2 separate regions of the Homo sapiens genome follow, and region 2 is linked to region 1. The links are chromatin contacts, found by Hi-C or POLR2A ChIA-PET in ENCODE. All regions are on one chromosome and are shown on one strand. Each heading gives the region's core, a stretch centred on a gene start or an enhancer-like site at or near the end of the contact. The rest is flanking DNA. Distances are from core to core; before and after follow the strand shown. Region 1 holds the start of TM2D1 (TM2 domain containing 1). Region 2 has its middle 120 kb from the start of TM2D1.

Region 1 (3,953 bases), core at 1,454-3,953:
CAAACAGGAAGTGCTTACCTGCAGGGTTTTTGTCTAAATTTTTGAGTCTAGGGTCTAGCTTCATGCTGAGTACATAGTAAATGCTCAATTAAAAACAATTTTTTTTTCCTTTTTGGAGGGAGAGGGAGGACGGAAAAAAAGGAAAGAAAGGAAAAACGAAGGAAGAAAAAAGAGAGAAGGAAGAAGTCCATTTAGAATAGGAAGTTTATAACTGAACTACTAAATTTTTCACTTAAATCATTTAAACCTGATTTAAAGCATAAATATTATGTATAAATGTCTTAAATTAAAAATAGCGGCGGGGCGCGGTGGCTCACGCCTGTATTCCAGCACTTTGGGAAGCCAAGGCGGGCGGATCACGAGGTCAGGAGTTCGAGACTAGCCTGACCAACATGGTGAAATCCTGTCTCTACTAAAAAATACAAAAATTAGCTGCGCGTGGTGGCGTGCGCCTGTAATCCCAGCTACTCAGGAGGCTGAGGCAGGAGAATTGCTTGACCCCGGGAGGCAGAGGTTGCAGTGAGCCAAGATCGTGCCACTGCACTCCAGCCTGGATGACAGAGCGAGACTCCATCTCAAAAAATAGCAGCGGGGCGTGGTGGTTCATGCCTGTAATCCCAGACCTTTGGGAGGCTCAGACGGGTGGATCACCTGAGGTCGGAAGTTGGAGACTAGCCTGATCAACATGGAGAAACCCCGTCTCTACTAAAAATACAAAATTAGCCAGGCGTGGTGACTCATGGCTGTAATTCCAGCTACTCAGGAGGCTGAGGTAGGAGAATAGCTTGAACCTGGGAAGTGGAGTTTGCAGTAAGCGAGAATCGTGCCATTGCACTCCAGCCTGGGCAACAAGAGCAAAACTCCCGTCTCAACTCCATTTCTGTCTCTAAATGAATGAATGAATAAAGCATAGTAATGCTACAAAGTTGTTTTATTATGAAAATTTTAGGGCCAGGCGCCGTGGCTCGCGCCTGTAATCCCAGCACTTTGGGAGGCAGAGGCGGGTGGATCACCTTAAGTCATGAGTTCGAGACCAGCCTGCTCAACATGGTGAAACCTCGTCTCTACTAAAAATACAAAAATTAGCTGGGCTGGTAGTGGGCGCCGTAATCCCAGCCTTTCCGGATGCTGAGACAGGAGAATAGCTTGAACCTGGGAGGCGGAGGTTGCAGTGAGCCGAGATCATGCCATTGCAGTCCAGCCTGGGCAACAACAGTGAAACTCCACCTCAAAAAAAGAAAATTTAAAAACGTAGTTTATGTTTAAATATTACTTCAAATAGTTGTATGTCTTCCAGAATATATATTCCAAAATGAGGCCAGGCACAGTGTGGCCTCACACCTGAAATCCCAGCACTTTAGGAGGCAGAGGCGGGCAGATCACTTAGGCCAGGAGTTCGAGACCAGCCTGGCCAAAATGGTGAAACCCTGTCTTTACTAAAAATACAAAAATTAGCTGAGCGTGGTGGCGCACGCGTGCAGTCCCAGCTACTCAGGAGGTTGAGGCAGGCGAATCACTTGAACCAGAAGGCAGAGGTTGCAGTGAGCTGAGATTCTGCCACTGTACTCCAGCCTGGGTGGCAGAGAGAGATTCCATCTTAAAAAAAAAAATTTACTTCTCGTAAAACATTATACCAGTGTTCTCAAAGTGGGGGTCCCTGGACTAGCAACACCCACATCCCTTGGGATCTCCTAGAAATGGAAATTATCCAGTCCCTCCCTACATCTTTTGTATCAGAAACTCTGAGTGCCGGTTCTATCATTCTGTTTTAATAACTACTACAGGTGATTCAGATGCTATTCAAAGTTTGAGAACCACCAAAGTTAGTGCTAAAGTATGGATGAAGAAGCACCACTCAAGTTCAAATTTTTATATTGTTAGACAAAAAAAAGATTAAACTTAACTTTACGAAAACATTTTTTCCTCACTGTTAAAGTTCCCCACCACAGAACTTTTAGAACATATAGAAATTTAAAAACAACAGATGGAGGAAAAAAAATCTTCAACTTTTCACTTAATCATAAACTATTTGGTTTCCTCTTGTTACAGTTTCCACCCCCCAAATTATCCCCCACCTAAATTGTCACTTTTTTTTTTTAAAAGGCGTAATGTCTCTCACAGTTTTTAAGTTCTGTTCGTGGCAGCCTTCCAAAATCCTTCTCTAAAGTTACAGGAGGACATTATGTCAATTAGTAAGAGCATAGATCTGAAATCTGGCAAACATCAATTTCATTCCGACTGAGTCACTTAGTGATTAAGGTCAGTGTGTTTCAGCGTCTTTGAGCCTTGTTCCTTATCTGTAAACCCAAAACCTATCAGGGCTAACTGCGATGATGTCAGGAAAGCATTGATTCCAACCTCTGACGCCGCTGGCACTTTCAGAGGACCGAGAAGCCTCAGCTAAGGGCGCGGGAATGAGAAGCGGGTGAAGCACCTGATTGCCTAAACCACTCGTTTCCTTCCTCCAGCACTCAAAGATTAACCTTAGCTCCTTCCAAGGGTTCGTGGGGGAAAATTCGCCTCGAGGGACTGGGTACATGCATATTTTAAAAGGGTCTCCCAATGTGATTCCACGGGCTCACGGGCAGAAGAACACGCGAAGAGACGGAACTGGCCTCTATCCTATGCGAGGTCCCTTTAAGAACCTCGCCCTGTTGCCCTTCTCCCTCCCGCTCCTGGGCGGAGGCGGAAGCGGAAGTGGCGAGAAAGTGTCGGTCTCCAAGATGGCGGCCGCCTGGCCGTCTGGTCCGTCTGCTCCGGAGGCCGTGACGGCCAGACTCGTTGGTGTCCTGTGGTTCGTCTCAGTCACTACAGGACCCTGGGGGGCTGTTGCCACCTCCGCCGGGGGCGAGGAGTCGCTTAAGTGCGAGGACCTCAAAGTGGGACAATATCCTCTGTGGAGAACACCCCCCCATGGAGGCGAGGTAGAGTTGGGGTCGCAGGTGGGTCGCTGCCGTCAGGACTGGCTAGGGCTGTACTGAGTGAAAACGATAATCTGATCTGTGGCTTCTAATGACTGAAGGATCCCTGAAGGTGAACAGAGTTGTGGAGATGGGAGGGCCAGAGGCCACCCTTTGTGATTTCCTTATGATTTTACTAGTCATTGGCGCTTCCTCTTCTGATCCACTTTTTTTTTCTTTTTTATCAGTGTGCTTACTTGTTCAGTAAAACATGTAGATCCTGAAGTATGCCAGGCCCCGTTCTAGACACTAGTAATACAAAGATGGATAGTCTCTTACCCTGGAAATGTTTGCCAACTCTTCCTAGGGGGAAGACAAGTAATAACGATCTAGCCAATGTGTTGCCCATTTATCATTAACTTTATGTATATTATGCATATTACCTCATGTCATCTTCAAACTTCATGAGATGGTAGACTGCCAGACAAATTTCTTTCTGTTTTCTTTTTTTGAGACAGGGTCTTACTCTGTCGCCCTGGCTGGAGTACAGTGGCACGATCTCAGCTCACTGCAGCCTCCGCCTCCCGGGTTCAGTCAATTCTCCTGCCTCAGCCTCCTGAGTAGCTGGGACTACAGGCATGCGCCACCACACCCGGGTAATTTTTGTATTTTTAGTAGAGACGGGGTTTACGCCATGTTGGCCAGGCTGGTCTTGAACTCCTGGTCTCAAGCGATCCGCATCCCCCTCACCATGAACCACCGCGTGGGGACTCAGTGGATAAATTTCTGTTGCACTTTGCAACCTTGGGTGACCTATTTGAACTCTGTTTTCTCATGAGTAAAAACGTGGATAATTATGGGGCAAATTTAAAGGTTTATTGTAATGTTTATGTATTATTATATTATTTGTAGAGACAGACTTCTCGTTATGTTGCCCAGGCTGTTCTTCCCAAACTCCTGGGCTCCAGTGATCCTCCTGCCTCAAGTATTACTTAGCAATACTAAAAGTATATTTGTACATATGCTTATTGACTTGGACAAACTAGCAGCCTC
Region 2 (3,953 bases), core at 979-3,478, 120 kb after region 1:
ATAGAAAAGTGTAGGAACTCAAAGTGCTGTTCAAAAAGTCCTAGATTATACCTGCCACTTAGAAAAAGAGAAGCCTGTCAATTTTACAGTCACTAAGTATGCTTTCTACTTAGTTGTTGCAAGGTCAGAAAGACCCACTTATCCAATTAGTGGGGACATGAGACAGTGATGGCTCTGTCTTAAAATAGATAGAAAGGATGATGCTGGGAAAAGAATTCTGACCCTAATTTAAGAAAGATGCTATTAAAATAATGAGTCAGTGTTTCAAATGATGTATCTAAGGAGATGTTCTAGCCAGTCTTGTAGGTTCTGTTCTTAAGAGCGAGATCTCTTTAACAGAGACCACCAGGAAGAGTGAAATGCAAGGATGGAGAGCTCACTTGCTCACAATGACATCAATCTTAGAACTTTTATACTCACCAGGGAAATTTCTTTGCTGAAAAAGTGTTAGATGGAAGAACAGTAGAGGTTACTCAGGCAGTAGTTATTACTGTTGTTTTCAATCAGCTTTCTTAGGTTGAAAGTATGAATGAATTTTTTCTGTATGAATAAAGAACACTTATTTGCTAAAAAAAATTAGCAATTTTTTTTGAGGAGTCTCATGCATCAGGCACTGAAGAAAGAATAGTAAAGAAGATATTAAAAGGGGACTTATAGACTATTAGTAGAAGAGAATGTTAAGAATATACTTAAAGAAATCTGTAGCATCACCTGTAGTATTTTTCCAATAAATTTGCCTTGAAGAACAGTGATTTTGTATTTTACCTCTTAATATACAGGCTACAAGACAATCTCAATTCAAAAGACAGTGAAAATTATAATAATAATGCCATAAATTATAACTGTAATAATAATTTTATTTTGTAAGTAATATTTATCGAGCACTCACTATATACTAGACTCTATGCCAAGCACATTTGTAGATTAGTTTATTTAATTTTTATAACAACACTTTTAGATAAGTTTATTATTTTTCTGTTTTTATAGACGTGAAATTTAAGGCACAATCATGGGATGGCAGTCTGATTCTTAACCATGGCTTCATGCAATCTGGGAGTGAAAACACTGCACGGATTCCCTCAGCTGTAGATGGAATCAGTTGTAAATGGGATCTGTCCTCAGGCGATTAGAGCAGCTAGCCCAAGTTTTCTTGGTTACAAGGGAAAGGCTTCTGGCGCTCACCTCGATTTTGTGATTTTTCATGTGTGTAAATGATAAGAATCTACTAGATTTTCTCCTAGAGCACATTTGTTCCATTAGTATTATCACCTTGGCCTGCTTTGTGTTTGAAAAATCAGTGACATCCTGTTGTAAGCTTTCATCTTGCTTCCCTCATATGAAATCGTACTCAGAGCAGCGAGGCATTTGAAAGCAATGAACTTCAGGGAATTGTCTAGGCATCTGGGAATAACAAAGCCTTCGTGAAATATTCTCACTGCCCGTGGGCTATGTGAGCCCCAAATGCATCACACCCTTTACAAGGGAGCCTCTTCCTTGCCTGGCAGAACTGAGATCCGCTCCAAGAACACTTCCTTGACTCTAGCTGGTGCCCACTGGTGCTCTATTGGTGGTTCCAAAACCTCCTCTTTCAGAGGCAGAAAGAAGCTCATGGTTCCACGGTGGGGTGCCAAGTACTTCACCCCACTGCTACGTACTTGACCGCATGGAGATGAATTTCAGGAATATCTGCTAGGAAAGAAAGACAGGACCTCATGCTGAGAGAAAAAGTCCCCCAAGTTGAGTTGGCGCTCTGGAAAACAACTGGATATGTCATTAGTCTTTATTACAGTTTCCACAGACTAAAAAAATTGTTTATAAAACAAAAGCAGCCTACAATTTGGTATGGTAACATTTTTTAGAATTTTGTTTTTGCACAGCAGAAAACAGGGCCGATGTGGTCATGGTGGAAATGAAGCCAGTTCTGTTACCCCAAAGCACCTCTCCTAAAACACTAATCTGAGTAAGCCAGGCCCGACGTTGCCAGGAACAGCCGGCAAGGCTCTTTGGAGAGACTTCCGGGACAAAACGCTCCAAACAACCACAGCAAAGCCCCACACCATGCAACAACTTGTACATGGCACACCCAGGCTCTGATGGCTCACATTTTTAGAAGTAGAAGAAAATCTACCAGTTCCCCTCCTTTCTTCCATTCCAGTGGGAGTTAATCACAGTTGTTATTTCCTGGACAGTATCTTGGTATACATGATTCTCGCCTTTCCTCTACCACGAAGACGTCCTAGGCAAATGGAGACATCTCTCTTGTTTGCAGTTCTTTGGTTCTCAGTCAGTGAAATATGCCAAGTGAAACATCCAAGTTTCCTGCTCGATGCTTTGGGCCAGATCATGTGAAAACTAAAGAAAATCCATGTTTCCTGGCTTGGAGAACAAGAGTAACCAGCTACTTATTAATCGCAAAGGAAGTGTTACAAAAAGGTTAGACTCATGGTGAGAAAGCAAAACTGTTTAGGAAATCTATTAAAATTTGGGGGTTGGGAGACCTCCTTTTGGTTTTTTCTTCATTTTCCATGTGACTAGAATAATTTATTTTTCCCTTTCCTGTCATTCTGAAATTAAATTCAGAAGTGCCTGCCGCAAGCAAGAAATTTTAGGGAACGTTCTTATATTTTAGAGGCTACTGTACTTTGGAAACTATTTGGATAGTTCTTACACCTATATTTTCTCAGGAAAATAAAAATAGATTCTTCATTTGTCTGATTCATTCAATGGCATGATGACTCAGGGCTGAACAAGGACAGACAAGTCTCTTGCCCTCAGCAATTTGTATGTTATAAGTGGGGGAGATATACAATCAACTTGTAAATTCAAAAATCTATAATTTAATTTCCAACAGCAATAACACTTTAAGGAAAAATAAGGCACTATATTAAGATAAGGATATAGAAAATGAATAGGTAAGGTGATTAGAGAAGACTTCTTGGAGGAGAAGATACCTGAGCAGAAAGACTGGAAGGAGTGAGCCATACATAGTTCTAGAGGAAAGGCATTCCCTAGACAGGCAAAGCCAGTGGCTGATGCCAGTGTGGAAGGGGAAGTGGTGGTGTTTGAGATTAGAAAGGTAAGCAGAGACCAAAGCCTGTAGGCTCCCGTTTAGCATGACAAGGCATTTATATTTTATTCCAAGTGTCATGGGAAGCTTTCGGGAGACTTTGTTTATTGTTAACTTGTTCTCTACTCAGTTCCAAAAAGAGGTAGAAATACTTTTATTTATTTATTCAGCAATTATTTATTGAGTATTAACCATATATCACCTGGGTTCAGTGCTAAAAGAGTTGTGACCTCTGTAACCAAATGACAGAATAAGAAAATAACATGAACAACTAGAAAAAAGTAGAATGTGGAAAGTTCCAGAAGAGAGGGAAAAATACTACTACTACTACTACTACTACTACTAATAATAATAATAATAATAATAATATAACAAGAACATGAACTACAAATATCAATGGAGTCCTTTTTGTGTATTCGGTACTCTATGTATTATCTCATAATGACTCAGTGTCTTATGTACTATTATTATTATTCTCTGAAGTCAGAAAAGCAAAGTAATACTATAGGTTAGAAAGTGAACAAGTCAAGAAGTCAGGATTTGAATCCAGGGTTGTCTGATTCCAAAGCACAAGGTTGACCAACTTAGAGGAAGGAGCTAACGAGATAAGCAATTGTGTTCTCCAATATTTCCTGAAAATAACAATGATCCTAAGTTTGGGAAACTCAATATGTATAGCTGCTGCTCATAGGAATAAAATATTTTATCTACTGCATGGGGGCCAGATTGATTTCAGGTATATATTCCAAAATTAAACAAGTATGGCATTGTAAAGATGAGTATTAATTTCTTTAAAAAATGATTACAAAACATTGCAAGGAAAACCGCCCACAAACTGTTATTTTTACTTCATGAAGCATGTTGCAATCTGTAATAACTGTGTCCT

The links. A loop is a pair of places that touch in the nucleus more often than their neighbours do. ChIA-PET counts read pairs that join two places held with the same protein, here RNA polymerase II (POLR2A). Pooled maps may share reads with other maps.
Region 2: a loop to region 1 is called in a map of ascending aorta, with 1.9 times the contacts of the local background. The contact joins the enhancer-like site here to the promoter of TM2D1 in region 1. A Hi-C loop is called at or near these places in 1 of 168 maps with a recorded cell type or tissue (ascending aorta) and 2 of 50 pooled maps. POLR2A ChIA-PET finds 5 or more read pairs at or near these places in 2 of 52 experiments (HepG2 and activated T-cell).

Annotation. Positions count from the first base shown.
Region 1 is chr1:61,723,891-61,727,843 of GRCh38, reverse strand. TM2D1 (TM2 domain containing 1) reads left to right here and starts at 2,703. Exons shown (of 7, transcript NM_032027.3): 1 at 2,703-2,887. The coding sequence starts at 2,724. RefSeq lists enhancers at 2,028-2,713, 2,362-3,021, 2,058-3,257, 2,714-3,401.
Region 2 is chr1:61,604,871-61,608,823 of GRCh38, reverse strand. No RefSeq gene overlaps it. Among named protein-coding and RNA genes, the nearest start is that of TM2D1, 120 kb to the left of the region's middle. RefSeq lists an enhancer at 1,484-2,683. Within about 2 kb of position 2,228, at least 15 of the 41 ENCODE cell types and tissues checked have a DNase peak (open chromatin) inside an H3K27ac peak, as active enhancers do; they include ascending aorta, where a contact is called at or near this core.